2 separate regions of the Homo sapiens genome follow, and region 2 is linked to region 1. A link is a loop called in an ENCODE intact Hi-C map of the cell type or tissue named here. Cell type or tissue: heart left ventricle. All regions are shown on one strand. Links, peaks and the distances in the headings refer to the core of each region. The heading gives the core; the rest is flanking DNA. Region 1 overlaps GREB1L (GREB1 like retinoic acid receptor coactivator). Region 2 overlaps GREB1L (GREB1 like retinoic acid receptor coactivator).

Region 1 (8,338 bases), core at 65-8,064:
AATTTTAATACAAAAAAGCCTTATAGAATAAGGATATAAGAAAGAAAACGTTTTTATACAGCTATACAAAGTGTTTGTGTTTTAAGTTTTATTATGAATCAGAAGGTTTTTAAAAGTTAAAAAGGTGATAAAGTTAAAAAGTTACAGTAAGCTAAGGTTAATTTATTATTGAAGAAAAAAACATTTTAGTAAATTTAGTGTAGCCTAAGGGTACAGCATTTACAAAGTGTACAGTAATGTCCTAGGCCTTCACATTCACTCATTACTCACTCACTGACTCACCCAGAGCAACTTCCAGTCCTGCAAGCTCTGTTTTAAGTGACTTATACAGGTGTGTCATTTTTTATCTTTTATATCGTATTTTCACTGTGCCTTTTCTGTGTTTACATATGTTTAGATACACAAATACTTAACCATTGTGTTACAACTGCCTATAGTATTCAGTACAATAGAATGCTATCCAGGTTTGTAGCCTAGGGGCATTAGGCTATACCATCTAGCCTACATGTGTGGTAGGCTGTATCATCTGGGTGTGTGAAAGTACACTCTATGATGTTCACACAACAAAATCGCCTCTTAGAATGCATCCATGTGGTTAAGTGATAAATGACTGTATATGAGTCAGAGAGGTGTTAATGAGGTCAAAGGAGCAGTTAATTAGGAGTTAAGAGACCTGGGTTCTGGATCTACTGTTTCTGGTGGTTGAGTATTTGGCCTTGGGCCACTTTCTTAGTCTCTTGGGGCCCTTCTTTCATTTACATATTAAAGAGGTTAGAACAGATCTGTGTTCCTCAATCGTTGACTCACAAATGTCTCTTATAATAGTGTGTAATCTTTTGAATTCAGAGATTTAAAAATTAATTCTGTCATTACATGGCATGTGATAAGGACTTGATTTTAAATAGAAAGTAATTTTAGATTGGTTTGTTTGTTTATTTATTTATTTATTTTGAGACAGAGTTTCACTCTTGTTGCCCAGGCTGGAGTGCAGTGGTGCAATCTCGGCTCACTGCAACCTCTGCCTCCTAGGTTCAAGCAATTCTCCTGCCTCAGCCTCCCGAGTGCCTGGGACTACAGGTCCATGCCACCACCCCCAGCTAATGTTTGTATTTTTAGTAGAGACAAGATTTCGCCATGTTGGCCAGGCTGGACTCGAACTCCTGACCTCAGGTGATCCACCCGCCTCAGCCTCCCAAAGTGTTGGGATTACAGGCGTGAGCCATTGCACCTGGCCTACTTAGATCAGTTTATTCATATACTGTTTGATATTCATGCTGTACAAGAAAGATTATCTACAGGGTTAGTACCAGTCTTGAGTGTTGAGTGCATTGAATAAGGTAATCTATATAGTATTTAGCACTGTGCCTGGCTATGGCAAGTGCTCCATAAGTTTTAGCTGCCATCATCATCATCATCAATTCCCAACTTTCAAACCTGTGAGCCCTGTTCCTTAATAGAGGTGGGTGGACACAGCAGATTTTTTTTTTCCAATGGGTTCCATGTATCCATAGGCTCCAAAAAATATTTGTAAACGAAGTAATATGACCGACATATTTAATGACTATTTTCCAAATAAATATAAATGATATTTTGAACAAATGCAGATGCACTTAAAATTGCTAAAGAATTCATAAGTTTTTATATTTTTTCTTAATTCATGAACTTCTAGAGTTAAATTGACTTTTAGAGTTTAAATTGACTTTTATTAATGTTAAAAAGGGATCTATAAGCTTGAAATGATTGAGCCCTGCAGTCTTGATAATTTTATTCTTTCTTCTGTTGACTTTTCCCAATTCTATTAGGCTTGTTTTTGAGGTTTGGTGACCCAAACTATATGGTAAATTTAATATGCCCCACCGCTTCATCCATTTTTTTAAATTTAAATTTTAATTTTTTTTCTTTAAAAAAAAAATTTAGACAGGGTCTTGTTCTGTCACCCAGGCTGGAGTACAATGGCACAATCCTGGCTCACTGCAACCTCTGCCTCCCTAGCTCAAGGGATGCTCCCATCTTAACCTCCTAGGTAGCTGGGACTACAAGCACTCACCACCAGGCCCGACTAATTTTTGTATTTTTTTGTAGAGATGGGGTTTCGCCCTGTTGCCTAGACTGGTCTTGAACTCCTGGACCCAAGCGATCTGCCTCTTTGGCCTCCCAAAGTGCTGGGATTACAGGCGTGAGCCACTGCACCTCGCCTCATCCAATGTTTTCATGGTGTTTTCTTTTTTATTTCTCATGCCAGTAACTGATAGCATTCAATTATCTGTTGACACTTGGTTAAAATCATAACATGAATTGATGCTAGGAGAATCTAGCATGGTTTTTCCCTACTTTGTATTGGGCAATGATAATGGTGCTCTCCTCGGGTTTGTGTAGGGAGAGGTAGGCATCCTCCTTGCTTCCAAAATTTTCTGAAATAGCGTTTTTTTCCCTGTTCTTGAGAGCAAGTCTCACGCTGTTGCCCAGGCTGGAGTGCAGTGGTGCGATCTTGGCTCACTGCAACCTCTGCCTCCCTGGTTCAAGTGATTCCCCTGCCTCAGCCTCCCAAGTAGCTGGGATTACATGCATGTGCCACCATGCCTAGCTAATTTGTTGTTGTTGTTGTTTGTTTGTTTTTTGAGACAGAGCCTCGCTCTGTTGCCCAGGCTGGAGTGCAGTGGCGCGATCTGGGCTCACTGCAAGCTCCGCCTCTACAGGTGCCTGCCACCATGTCCGGCTAATTTTTTTGTATCTTTAGTAGAGACGGGGTTTCACCATGTTAGCCAAGATGGTCTCGATCTCCTGACCTCATGATCCGCCCGCTTCTGCCTTCCAAAGTGCTGAGATTACAGGTGCGGGTCACCGCGCCCGGCCTTTTTTTGTATTTTTAATAGAGAAGGGTTTCACCATGTTGGCAAGGCTGGACTTGAACCGCAACCTTAAGTGATCCACCCACCTCGGCCTCCGAAAGTGCTGGGATTACAGGTGTGAGCCACTGCGCCCGGCCTGAAATAGCATTTATCATACTTTTATTCAGCCTTTCTCGGTTGCAAATGACAGAAACCCAACTGAAAATGGCTTAGGTAAAATGAAGAAATTACTGAAAGAATTCCAAAGAAAAGGTTTCATGGCCAGACCTTGGGAAAGGCAGATACAGCGGGCTGAGGGATCCAGATACTGCCAGAACAGTCTTTCAGCCTCCTGCCTGTGCTGACGGAGTTCCCTCCCAAGTCAAGAGACAGGGCTGGCACTAAGCAGTCTGAGCCATGCTCTCCTTGGCTCCATGTTCAGATTTTCTAGGGGAAAGGCTTTGATGGGCCTTGTTTATGTCATATGTCCACCCTTGGACCAATCAACTATGGCCAGAAAGTTGGGCTATCAAAGTGGCCCAGTTGGATCAGGTCCTAGCTCCACATCAATTTGGAGTGTCACAACTCCCTGGGGAAGTCATATGATTACAGTGAGTACAGACGGAATCATTCCCCAGAAGATTTGCAGCAGAACTGTAGCTGTTCCCTATAACACTGTCTGTGATTCTTGGTTCCTTATACATTCTTCCAAATGACTGCAATGTGAGTTCTTGGAGGAAGTTATATTTGGTTCAATTCTGTATCTCCTGGTCTTGGACAGCATCTGTTGCAAATGTTTGTTTAATAAACAATGAACAGATGAATTCATATAATACATTATGATATACAAAGTGGTTATGTAAGATTTTGTCACATCTTGTCATGTCATGTCATGGTAAAAAGTGAAATGCTGTAACAGTTTTGGCCCGTTCATCTAGGAGTCACCAAATTCTGAGCTTCAGTCTTTTCCTCTGTGAAAATAAAGAGTATCTCTATTCTGACACTGTACCCATCTAGAGAAGTGAATTTGGATTGGAAGTAAAATAATCGTATTACATGCACATAAAAACTACGTGGTTTTCAAAGTTTGTTGTGTATTCACCATTGCCCCACTTGTTGACCAGACTCACGCCTGTAATCCCAGCACTTTGTGAGGCCAAGGTGGGTGGATCACGAGGTCAGGAGTTCGAAACCAGCCTGGCCAACATGGGGAAGCTCCATCTCTACTAAAAAAAAAAAAAAAAAAAAAAATTAGCCGGGTGTGGTGGCGCACACGCCTGTAATCTCAGCTACTCGGGAGGCTGAGGCAGGAGAATCACTTGAACCTGGGAGGTGGAGGTTGCAGTAAGCCAAGATCCCACCATTGCACTCCAGCCTGGGCGACAGGGCGAGACTCCATCTCAAAAAAAAAAAAAAAAAGAAAAAAAAAAGAAAAAATATGAAGTTGTCGCTTTGGCTGAAGCGAAGCAGACGGAAATATTTCCTTTCAATGTCTTTTCAGCTTTGTTCAGAGGGCCACACTTGGCAGATTTGTCTTCTGGTTGGAGTATAGGGGTATAGGGACTTTAATTTAGTCTGTAATAGTGATTCTCAAAAATAAATCTACTCTCCAAATGAGTGATAAGAAGATATAATCTCACTAAACATTTCACTGTGTCCTTTTTTTTAAACTGGTTTTTAGGTTTTTGTCAAGCAGGAAAGGATTTGCGTTTGGTATCACTGTGTATGGAACAAATTGACATCCCAGCAGGATTCCTCCTGGTGGGGGCCAAGTCTCCCAATCTGCCTGAACACATCCTAGTTTGTGCTGTGGACAAGCGATTTCTACCAGATGATCATGGAAAAAATGCACTTTTAGGTGAGTGTTTCATGCTTATAAAATTCCTTCCAATATGAGGGAGTTAAAATACACATTTATTTAAAACTACTGCAGAATTTTAAAAAATATACCAGAGGATTATTTGGGGATTATATAGTTTAGTTCAATTATGAGACATTTTTTCTTTTAGTAACTTCTTTTTTTTTTTTCTTTTTTTCTTTTTTTGAGATGAAGTCTTGCTCCATCGCCCAGGCTGGAGTGCAATGGTGCAGTCTAGGCTCACTGCAACCTCTGCCTCCCAGGTTCAAGTGATTCTCCTGCCTCAGCCTCCCGAGTAGCTGGGACTACAGGTGCATGCCACCACACCCAGCTAATTTTTGTGTTTTTAGTAGAGACAGGGCTTCACCATATTGGCCGGAGTGGTCTTAAACCCCTGACCTCGTGATCTGCCCACCTCGGACACCCAAAGTGATGGGATTACAGGCGGTAACTTCTTAAACATTTATTTATTTTCTTTCTTTTTTTTTTTTCTTTTTTTTGAGACAGAGTTTTGCTCTTGTCACCCAGGCTGGAGTGCAGTGGCATGATCTCGGCTCACTGCAACCTCTGCCTCCTGGGTTCAAGCAATCCTCCTGCCTCAGCCTCCCGAGTAGCTGGGATTACAGGCGCCCACCATCACGCCCAGCTACTCTTTGTATTTTTAGTAAAGACAGGGTTTCACCATGTTGGCCAGGCTGGTCTCAAACTCCTGACCTCAGATGATCTGCCTGCCTTGGCCTCCCAAAGTGCTGGAATTACAGGCATGAGCCACCACGCCCGGCCTTTTCATTTTTATTAATTCTCAAAACACTTAGCTTAATTAAATGACTTTTTTGACCAGACATTTTTAAAAAGCATGCAATTTATCAAAAATTAATATTTTATAAAGAAAAGAGAATTCACTCTCTATAGTCATTGATATCAAGTCAGCTCTGATATTGGACCTGATATCAAGTCAACTCAATTATTTATCTGTGGATTATTCACTTTGTAAGTTATTTGTTGTTTTTCCATACCACTCATTCCAATGTCATATAGATAGATATTTCTATCTATACTTGTGTGATGTGATTCTCACTTTATATTTAACATTAGTTCACCCAAAATAACTAGGACTATGTATCTTTATATTTCTATCTATATGATATAAAATGTAAATGACTTTATCTAGAATTATTTTACTTTCTGATATTAGAGTCTGGGCTTTTTCACAACATAGCTTCCCTATATCACAAGAAATAACAGACTTGATTTATTTTATTTTAAATAATTAAAAAGATAAGAGAGCACATGAGATTTGTTGCTTTTCTACTGCTGCCATTTCTCTACTGTTGTTTTTGTTTCTCAGAATTTGTCTTACTATAGATGAAATCATGTTTCAGGCACAAATATCAGTAAAAAGGAAAAAGAATAGAGCAATGAATTCAAATATTGTATTGATCATGATGTGTATTTATTTTTGTAGTTTGATACATTCTTCCTAGTTATATAGTGTCATCAGAAAGTCTAGCAATACACTGATCAATAAGTGAGCCTGCACACGCTTTATAGAAGTTCCTTAAATTATAGCTTAAAGACTTTTTATGGTTCATAGGAAAAGAAATGGTAATTTTCATTTTTTATAAGGCTCTCATAAAAAAAGAACATTTTCGGCCTGGCACGGTGGCTCACGTCTGTAATCCCAGCACTTTGGGAGGTCGAGGTGGGCGGATCATGAGGTCAGGAGATCGAGACCTCTGGCTAACATGGTGAAACCCCGTCTCTACTAAAAAAAACCCCGTCTCTACTAAAAAAAACCCCGTCTCTACCAAAAATTAGCCGGGCGTGGTGGTGGGTGCCTGCAGTCCCAGCTACTTGGGAGGCTGAGGCAGGAGAATGGCGTGAACCCGGGAGGCAGAGCTTGCAGTTAGCGGAGATCGCGCCACTGCACTCCAGCCTGGGGGACAGAGCGAGACTCCGTCTCAAAAAAAAAAAAAAAAAAATAATAATAATAATTAGCTGGGCGTGGTGGCGCTTGTAGTCCCAGCTACTCGGGAGGCTGAGGCAGGAGAATAGCGTGAACCCGGGAGGTGGAGCTTGCAGTGAGCCAAGATGGCGCCCCTGCACTCTAGGCTGGGCGACAGAGTGAGACTGTCTCAGAAAAAAAGAAAAAACGTTTTCACTTTGTTTAGTGAAATTGAGCAGATGGTTTAATATAGAAGTCTAATGATAAATCTAATATGCTGGAGTAAATTAGCAGTGAAGATCCAACTACTCGTTTTTTCATTCAGCAGTATTTATTCAGGATGTACTGTGTGACAGAAATCACACGAGGCTCTTACGTAGGGACACAACAGTTAAAAGACTCAGTCCTGTTCCTCACAGAGCTTACTACCTAGTAGGCTGTAGTAGAACAACTTCAGAAAACTTTTTAGCATTTGAAAAGCATTATCGTCTCATCTAATGATAAACAGTTCAGGTGTGGCTCTGACTGTCGACAATGAAAATCTCTCATAATGCATTTTTTGTTCAATGATTCTTTGTGACTAGAGAATCCTCTTAGAATATGTCATGGAAAAGACACAGAAAACACCATCAGTATAATAGACTTCATAATCCTTAGAAATTAGGAGTGAGACCAAAGACCATGTGCTTTAGAATCAGAACTGTGTTCTAATCCCAGATTTGTCACTTAGTACTTTAAGAACTTCAGCAAGTATTTTAAGAACTTAAAGTCTTAGATTGCTCATGCATATAATGGGGCCATTAACGCCTACCTTGCCGGGTCATAAAGATCAAATGAGATGATGTCCTTAAAGCACCCACCCAGCACAGTGCTTGGGACATAGTATTTGCTCTTCAAATGGCAGTTATTTACTATTGTATTTATTAAATACCCTTACAGACTTGGAACCTTGCTTACTTTCTCTAGCCTTGTAAGTGGACATAATTTTTTACTAACCACTTCTCCATGTAAAAGTGTGGTGCAATAACAAAATGGCAGGTTTTTCTTAAATAAACACATTGCTGGGATTTTTACATGTTTGATACTCTTGTCCAAAAACTTTCATCCAACATTTCTTACTTAAAGTGGATGATTTTCGTATGCATTAAAATATAGTGGAAAAATGTTTAAGCTTCCACTATTCTGGAACCCCTGTGGATTCAAATATCAATTTGTCTAAATTTTTATATAAATTATGCAGATTCCAAAGACCATGGGGGAATTGATTTAAAAATATATTGATCCAGTTGGTAGTGCATGTGCCCCAAATCTACCATGCAATTGGAAGACTTGATTGCCAGAAAAACTAGAAGGTAATTTGGCTGTGAGTGGTGTTATTTTTTGTTTTCAATGACAACAAGAACTTCAAGCAGATAAAATCTCCCTTGAAGGAAGGCTAATGCTGAAGCCATACAGGGTTTTTAAAATGGACTGTAGGATTCTAACTCTTTTATGTTGTTAACTCATCATTAATGTGAAGATTCTCTCCTTTGCAGATTATTCAGACCCATGGCTTTTCTTCCTCTTCACACTCTTGCTTTTCACCTCAGAATAGACAGAGGAAAAGATCAAACTCAACCTCAGTAGTTTGTTAATTCTCACACTAATCTTTTCTAAACCACTTGGACCTATCAGTTAAGCCTCATGTTTTGGCACTGTTCTTGATTA
Region 2 (8,338 bases), core at 177-8,176, 49 kb after region 1:
TATGCATCAGGAGATCAAGGTACAATGCCTGTCGTAGAGTTTTGTAATAATGCACTTACCAGTGGTTACAAGTGCTCCAGATTTTGTAATGAATTATCTGGCAACACACTCTAGAGTTTTTTCTCAGTTCGTCATACAGTGTTTTGAAAGTTTGTAATTGGTGTGAACAGTAATGAGTAAATATCTTGGGATTCTATGTGGATGACCTAACTGGGAAATAATGTTGAAACAAATGTATAAGGAAGTGTCTTGAAAAACCATGGGTTTAGCTGATTAAAGTACAGGATTCAAAGTTCTCTGTTGTGTGATCCTGAACAAATCTGAACTTTCCTTTCTCCTTTTACAAAATGGGTATAACAACAATATTTGCCCTACAACTCCACAAGGTTGTGGGTAGAATCAAATGAAATAACCTACATAAACTTGGGAACTGTAAAACAACATACAGATGTTAAGTGGCTGTTATTGTAATGTTAGGTTACTAATGTGGCTTTTTTTTAAACTTTACCTCTAAAGGAGTGATTTAGACTTTCTGAGTATAATCAAATTAAAGGTTCTGTATTACTTATATTACTCTGGCGTTCTTTCCTTTCTTCCACATGGCTGAGAACAAGACTATCTCTTTTTTTTGTTTTTTTGTTTGTCTTCAGCTACCATGTTCATTTCTGGGCCACCAAAGAAACGACACCGGGGATGGTATCCTGGGTCACCTCTCCCCCAACCTGGCTTAGTTGTACCTGTCCCTACAGTTCGCCCTCTTTCAAGAACGGGTAAGATTTTAACAGAAGATGGATTGTAAGTGTGTTTTTAATTAGCAGAGATATCTTCTACTTCCATTCTTTCCCTGAATTCTTGACAATGAGTTATATGAGGATATTGATAGTAGCTAATGTTTTGTCCCGATCACATTTGCCTTCCCTACATGCACAAGATCATTACAACTGATCTGAATTCAACCTTTGGCTTAATTTCAACCCATAGCATTGAAAAGCCATTCGTTATATGGGACACAATGCTACCAACCCACCATCATAGAGCATATATGGACTTGTTTTGCTAGTAGTGGTGTTAGATTTTCCCTGCTGTTATCTGGTTCTTTATGTGACCCACGCTTATTATTTCTGACCTGGATGGTTCAGTCTGTGGCTAGAAACCTGAAAAACCAAAACCAACTGGCTCTCTTTCAGAACACCTAACTGTAGCCATTTGGTATCCACAGTTCAAACATTTGTCTACCTTGCTGAACAAACCACAGACAATTGTAAATATACTGGTTTTAAGACATAAATGAGTTATTTAAATGTTTGTTTAAATAAATAGTTTTAAAGACTACATAGACATCTTATATACACAAATAATTATGCCAGTCTGTCACTATGGTTGCTTGTAGGTAGTACTGGTTAATGATGAGTTCATCCTTCTTCACACTTTTCTATACCTTTCAAAATGTATGTAATGAACAGATATATGCCTTTGATAATCTTGGGGGGAAAGCTAAGATACCAAACAGGATCCAAAATATTGCATATGGAAAAAACAACTGGAAGGAAAATCAGCAAAATGCTAAATAGTAGTTGTAGCCACATGTTATGATTATGGTTAATTTTTTTTCTCCTTTTGTTTTTTTCACTTATCACTTTACACAATAAACCTAATGAAAAACACAACAAACCATTAGATTTCTAATGCTTCTCTGTTAAAAGTATTAAAACTGCATTGCTTTCTATTGTATTTCATTTAGTTTTCACGCCATCTTTCTTGTCAAACTTTTTTTTTTCCAGAGCCCCTTTTATCTGCCCCAGTTCCACAGACCCCACTAACTGGAATTTTACAACCCAGGCCCATTCCTGCAGGGGAAACTGTAATTGTTCCTGAAAACCTGCTGAGTAACTCAGGAGTTAGACCAGTAATTCTGATAGGTAAGGTAATGGAATTCCAAGTTGCCTGTGTCTGCTGGAATCTAGGAGTGTTTTTCCATTTCATTGTGTTTTTTCATGTATTCATGAAGATATTCATCCATCTGTTGATTCTGTCAGCTTTTATTGGTCAGCTCTTTCATGCTATATTAAACATGTGATTAGGAGCTGAGGATAAGGCAAAGTCTTTTTGCCCTCAAGGAGCACTGTTTAGTGGGGGAGTCTCACCTCGCATGAGCCACCAGCGTTGGTAAATAAGCATTACAACACATGGGCGATACCATTATAGCACACTGTGACATGTGAGCTCCTTAGAGGTTCACAACCAGGAGCAACCAGAACTCAGAGCTCTGAGAGAGGGCTTACCTCTGCCTGGAGGGATCTGAGAAGACTTCCCAGAGGTGTTGGTTAAGCTGGGTCCTGAAGGTTGGTCAAAGTGGACAAGGTCAGGGAGGAGACATTCCAGTCAAAGGGAGCCAAACCACAAAGAAATGAAACAAGCCAAGCCAGCTGAAAGACCCTACTCAAGAGAACCAAGAGGCCCTACAGTTGCAGGTCTGAACCTTAGCATCTTTGAGGAGGCTGAGTCCTTCCAGGTGGTCTACAAGTGGAGGTATAGACATTTAGGGGTCCCTACATTCCAGGACTAACTTAGTGCTTTTCATACCCATTTCAGGAGACTCCTTGGTTTAGGGCTGGCCTAGGCCAGAAGGAGACTGCTTGCTCTACCTTAAGGACAAAATAGATAGGGTGTTTAAGTTCCCCACATCTTTAGGGTGTGTTTACATGCAGTGTTATTTGCTTTTTGGGTTGGCCTGAGCCTGCCTAATTGGATGGTTTTGCTTGGAGTCATGTCCTTTACCTGGTTGCTTTATCTGCTAATCCTAGATCTGTAGGTACTGAGGGGATCCCAGTTGCTTAAATGCTGTATAGATTAGGAAGCTCTTTTTGAACATTAACATAGTGCCACTAAGCTTTGGAAAGATGCATAGAACGTGGGACCCTTTGGTCCTTTGGTGCCTGCCTTTTAGAAAGTCTCACAGAGGGACTATCCTCTCCATCAACCACCAAAACAGAGCATATTTTGGACATATTTTATCCTATCTATTTCAAAACAATTTGAGACTGTTTACTGACATTTAGGAAGACAACCTCACAAAAATAGCTAAGATAACAAAGGAACAGGGATCTCCAAGCACCTGAAACTAGAAGAATCTTGCTATTAATCAATGAATTTAGCTTACTTTTTTTTTTTTTTTTTAAAGAAAATCTCAGGAATATCTCCAGGTGGATAGTGTCAGAAAGGAAAGGAAAGGGGAAAGGAAAGGAAATCTCAGGAAGTGAAACATGTATTGTCATTTGTTTCTGTTTTTGTTTTTTGTCATTGTTTTTTGAGACAGAGTCTTGCTCTGTCACTCAGGCTGGAGTGCAGTGGCACAATCTCTGCTCACTGCAAGCTCCGCCTCCTGGGTTCAAGTGATTCTTCTGCCTCCTGAGTAGCTGAGATTACGAGCGTGCACCACCACGCTCAGCCTAGTTTTGTATTTTTAGTAGAGATGGGGTTTCATCATGTTGGCCAGGCTGGTCTCAACTCCTGACCTCAAGCAATCTGCCTGCCTCAGCCTCCCAAAGTGCTGGGATTATAGGCGTGAGCTGCACCCCACCTGGCCAGTGTTTTTTGTTTTTGAGACGGAGTCTCTCTCTGTGGCTCAGGCGGGAGTGCAGTGGCGCGATCTCGGCTCACTGCAACCTCTGCCTCCTGGGTTCAAGCGATTCTCCTGCCTCAGCCTCCCATGTAGTTGCATGCCACCATGCCTGGCTAATTTTTGTACTTTTAGTAGAGGCTGGGTTTCGCCTCTACTAAAGGTGAAAATGTTGGCCAGGCTGGTCTCAAACTCCCGACCTCAGGTGATCCACCCGCCTGGGCCTCCCAAAGTGCGGGGATTATAGGCGTGAGCCACCTTGCCCAGCCATATTGTCATTTGTTTGTTTTCTGATTTCTTATCTGAAAATAAACTTGATCAGGGACTTTATCAGAAATATTTTATCATTGCAGTTTTACAGAGGATACAGACATGTTTTGCAAACTCATCAGTCTTCCAGCAAAATATTAACATGTTCCTTCCATGAGAAACAGAGATAATATGAGTACAGTTGTCCCTTAGTATCCCTGGGGGATTGATTCCAGGCCCCGTCCCATATCAAATCGAATATCCTCAAGTCCCTCATATAAAATGGCACAGTATTTGCATATAACCTATGCACATCCTCCCATATACATTAAACCACCTCTCCATTGCTTGTAATACTTAATACAGTGCCTACACATCACGTCATTCACATGAATTCAGTGTACTACTCAGCCCACAGCAAATTCAAGTTTCACTTCTTGGAACTTTGTGGAATTTTTTCTTCTGACTATTTCAGTCCACGGTTGATTGAACGTGGAACCCACAGACATAGAGGGCCAACTGTATTTTCTTTCCTGTTCATTTAACTTAATATAAGGATAGAATTTGGAGCATCCAAGTGAATTCCCTGGGATTGATATGTTTGAGTGATTTGTTTGGTAGCTATCTCAGAGGGCAGGGAATTTTGTTAAGCAGCTTTGATCGTCGTTGAGCAAGTGTACCTGGTTGGACCATAAAAAGAAATGTTGAACTGTACTGACCTGCTTCTATTGGGACAGGCTATGGCACTTTACCCTATTTCTATGGAAATGTTGGTGACATTGTTGTGAGTCCTCTGCTGGTGAATTGCTACAAGATTCCACAGTTGGAAAACAAAGATTTGGAAAAATTAGGGTTGACCGGCAGCCAATTTCTGAGCGTGGAAAACATGATTCTTCTGACGATACAGTATCTTGTGCGGCTGGGTAAGTCATTTTCCATAATCATTTGCTGGTGACTACTTTTGAGGATTTTTTGTGATGTACTTTTTCTTTCTTTCTCACATTTATCCTCCTATCTCTTATTTTCCCTCTTTCGCTTCTAATGTTCTTTCCCTTCAACCCCATTCTCTGTAACTTTTCCCTTTCCTCTCCTTCATTTCTTTTCTACTCCTTTCCTTTCCTCTTCTTTGGGTCCTAGAGGAGATGAATTGCACCACCTAGTGTCCAGTCTCATGATGCTGCAAAGGTCTCCAAAGTAGTTAAGGTAGGCAGAACCTTAAAGGGTTGTGCCTTGAGCACCCCTTCTCTGGGGAGCTTGGCCAGGCCACCTTTCTGAAAGTGCACCTACCATCTGGAGTGCAAACACAGCCATTGTCTTAAACAATTATTTTCCAGTTTTCCACTTAGCCTTTTTATCTTGTTTATCCACTGGCCCTACACCCATTTTTTTTCTTCTCCAGCTACACCCCTTTGATGGAGTCCCATCGTGCTTTCCATCATTGAGGTCATAACTGTGGACCTCCCTGGAAGGTCTTTAAGCTATAGGGTAAGGGGGATATGTAGGTCATGAACCCTTCACTTCCTCTATCTGATATATTCTCCGAAGCCCCAAAGTGGGTGTATGCAGGTGCCCTGACAATACTAGAGTGGCTTAGCAGCATTTACATCGAAATGTCCTTTATTTTGCAAATGGCAGTAGGCCATCTAATTATACACTCACTCTATCACTTCAAGCCACTGATTTACTTAGAAAAATATTTGAGATGTGGCCGGGCACGGTGGCTCACGCCCGTGATCCCAACACTTTGGGAGGCCAAGGTGGGCGGATCACCTGAGGTGGGGAGTTCGAGACCAGCCTGACCAACATGGAGAAACCCCATCTCTACTAAAAATACAAAATTAGCTGGGCGTGGTGGCGCATGCCTGTAATCCCAGCTACTCAGGAGGCTGAGGCAAAAGAATTGCTTGAACCCGGGAGGCGGAGGTTGCAGTGAGCCCAGATCACGTCATTGCACTCCAGCTTGGGCAACAAGAGTGAAACTCCATCTCAAAAAAAAAGAAAAGAAAAGAAAAGAAAAAAATATTTGAGATGTAAAATTACACATAAAAATATTAGTATGCACTCTTGTGAAATTTTTTAATTTTAGAAAATACTTCAGTGTTAGGAGATAATAAAAACACTGGACTAAATAACTTTAAAAGAAAGAAAAAAGCTTTATTAGGGCATATTCAGTGTTTGGTGCATTAGCTAGCAATCTTGACTAGAACTCTGTGCCCTGAGAGGCTGCCTTGACTTGGCCTCTGCTTCGACATGGCCTTTTGAAATTTACAAGGCACCAATTTCATGATAAACCTAGGACTTACTAATGATGCTTATTGAAAGGTAATACAATTATAAAGCTCATCTGGGTCCACAGCTCATTTGATGACATAATTTTAATTGCTACATACTGAAATTAGATTATAGACTGTGTTCTAAGATCTAAAGCCAACTTCTAAATGCACCCAGAATTAGTAAAACCAGGCTTCATAAAGTGATGATATAGCCAACCAAGAAAATCACTATAGCACTCTTTTTCAGTTTGTTTGTTTGTTTGATTATTTGTTTGTTTGTTTTGAGACCGAGTCTCACTCTGTTTCCCAGGCTGGAGTGCAGTGGTGCGATCTCGACTCACTGCAACCACCACCTCCCATGTTCAAGCAATTCTCATGTCTCAGCCTCCCGAGTAGCTGGGACTACAGGCGTGAACCACCACACCCTGCTAATTTTTGTATTTTTAGTAGAGACAGGGTTTCACCATGTTGGCCAGGCTGGTCTCAAACTCCTGATCTCAGGTGATCCACCTGCCTTGGGCTCCCAAAGTTGGGATTACAGGCATGAGTCACCACGCCCGGCCTCCTTTTCAATCTTAATAGCAATTTTTAAAATCGGAGTCTAATTTAATTAAATGAACCAAGTGGTCAAAATAAGATATCTTTTCTTAAAGTACTAAATGCTCTTATCTTTTGTAAAGAAAAAGAAAAGAAAAGAAAAAAAGAAACAATTTCAATTTAATTACACAGATTCTTCTCTGACCTGCAGGATCAGTTCTTTCCTGAATTTGACTTGCAGTCAATCAGTTAGGCCTCTCGATATACATGAATAGCTATTTCTCTTTTAAAACCTAAGCTTTGTACATTGAGACATCTCTATCCCTCAACAACTGTTCTGGAGTCCTTTATTTATTTATTATTTATTTATTTCTTTATTTCTTGCCTCTGGAGGTTTCAAGAAGGCAAGCAAGAATAGTTTCACATATGGCATAGATTATAGACATTTAAAAAAATAAATCTAAACTTCTAAAAGGATTTTTAATACTTCAGCGGCTCAGTTACTTAGAGGTATCAGAGAAGAAGAAAAGCAAGATTCTTCAGAAGGAACCATACCTCTTCACTACAGTCACTTTTAAAAAATCTCAGTCATTTCACAGTCAGAAAATCTTTGAAGTAGATAATGAAATCAGCAAATCCAGAGATTCTTGTAAGGCTCTGAGTCTATTTAAACCTTGACTTTTCCTATTAAGGTAGTTCTTTCTGAAAAGTCATTAAAACTGATACCTCAGCTAACCTAAGTTATTGGAGATCAGCACTTGAAGGAAAAGATTATTGTTATCAAGCTTGCGAAAGTGGAGAAAAGACACCTGCAATGTAATTGTAAAGGCTGAGGATGAGGTACTGGGTGTGGTGGCTCACGCTTGTAATCTCAGCACCTTGGGAGGCTGAGGCAGAAGGATCACTTGAGCCCAGAAGTTCAGAACTGCAGTGAGCTATGATTGTGCCACTGTACTCCAGCCTGGCAGACAGACAGAGACCCTGTCTCTAATTAAAAAAATTTAAAAAAAAAATTTTTTTAAAAGGCTGAGGATGAAAAAGTGATAGTTGATTTTTGGAAACAAGGCATTTTACTCTAAGAAGTCTCTTACCTCATTTAAACTTAATACCTTTTCCTCCACTTCTTGATTCCTAATTGTACATCAGTCAAAACTGTATAAAAGCGAGCTTTAAGGCAACAAAGGATGTTGTGAACATGTTTAGTAATTTTATTTTCCCAGAATGCCTTTGTGCTTTCAATTAATTATGCCTCCTGATAGAATATGTTACTTAGTCCTGGAGTGAGTCTTATGGACTACTAACCAGGCCCCTGAGCTTTCAGGTTGTTAATGAAAGACGGTAGGGAATTGGAGACAGCCAGGGCCACCTGCTTTTCAGCTGTCATGTTCTGGTGGAAGAAAGCGTTAAATAAATGACCACCTTCTATCCACTTTGAGCTCACTGAAAAGTGTTTACCTAGTGACAATTAACCATGATGCCAATTTGATAAAGCTGAATGAAGATCAGACATCTTGGTGGCTCCTAGGTGATTTTTTTTTAAAGAGCATCCCTCCACATTCCCAGCAAGTTTTTTGAGGACAGTAGAGGCCAGGCACGGTGGCTCACACCTGTAATCCCAACACTTTGGGAGGCTGAATAGGGTGGATACTTGAGGTCAGGA

Evidence for each region. Hi-C counts contacts between places; a loop is a spot of excess contacts. Peaks named below come from ENCODE experiments on the same cell type or tissue, not always from the same donor. Only the 100,000 strongest peaks of a DNase experiment are listed, where the experiment ranks them.
Region 2: it touches region 1 in a loop (2.2-fold over the local background); 12 of 110 quality-filtered maps call a loop at or near these places.

What each region holds. Positions count from the first base shown.
Region 1 is chr18:21,390,876-21,399,213 of GRCh38, forward strand. It overlaps GREB1L (GREB1 like retinoic acid receptor coactivator), which reads left to right. Exons shown (of 33, transcript NM_001142966.3): 5 at 4,510-4,686. All of the region lies in intron 2 of GREB1L-AS1 (GREB1L antisense RNA 1), which reads right to left. Among named protein-coding and RNA genes, the nearest start is that of GREB1L-AS1, 56 kb to the right of the region's middle. RefSeq lists an enhancer at 120-972. In heart left ventricle, for the core only: no CTCF peak of the experiment used is centred there; no DNase peak of the experiment used is centred there; H3K27ac peaks cover 271 bases.
Region 2 is chr18:21,439,619-21,447,956 of GRCh38, forward strand. GREB1L (GREB1 like retinoic acid receptor coactivator) reads left to right here. Exons shown (of 33, transcript NM_001142966.3): 8 at 1-19; 9 at 651-770; 10 at 1,782-1,919; 11 at 4,606-4,791. All of the region lies in intron 1 of GREB1L-AS1 (GREB1L antisense RNA 1), which reads right to left. Among named protein-coding and RNA genes, the nearest start is that of GREB1L-AS1, 7.3 kb to the right of the region's middle. In heart left ventricle, for the core only: a CTCF peak has its summit at 5,033 (motif pointing left); no DNase peak of the experiment used is centred there.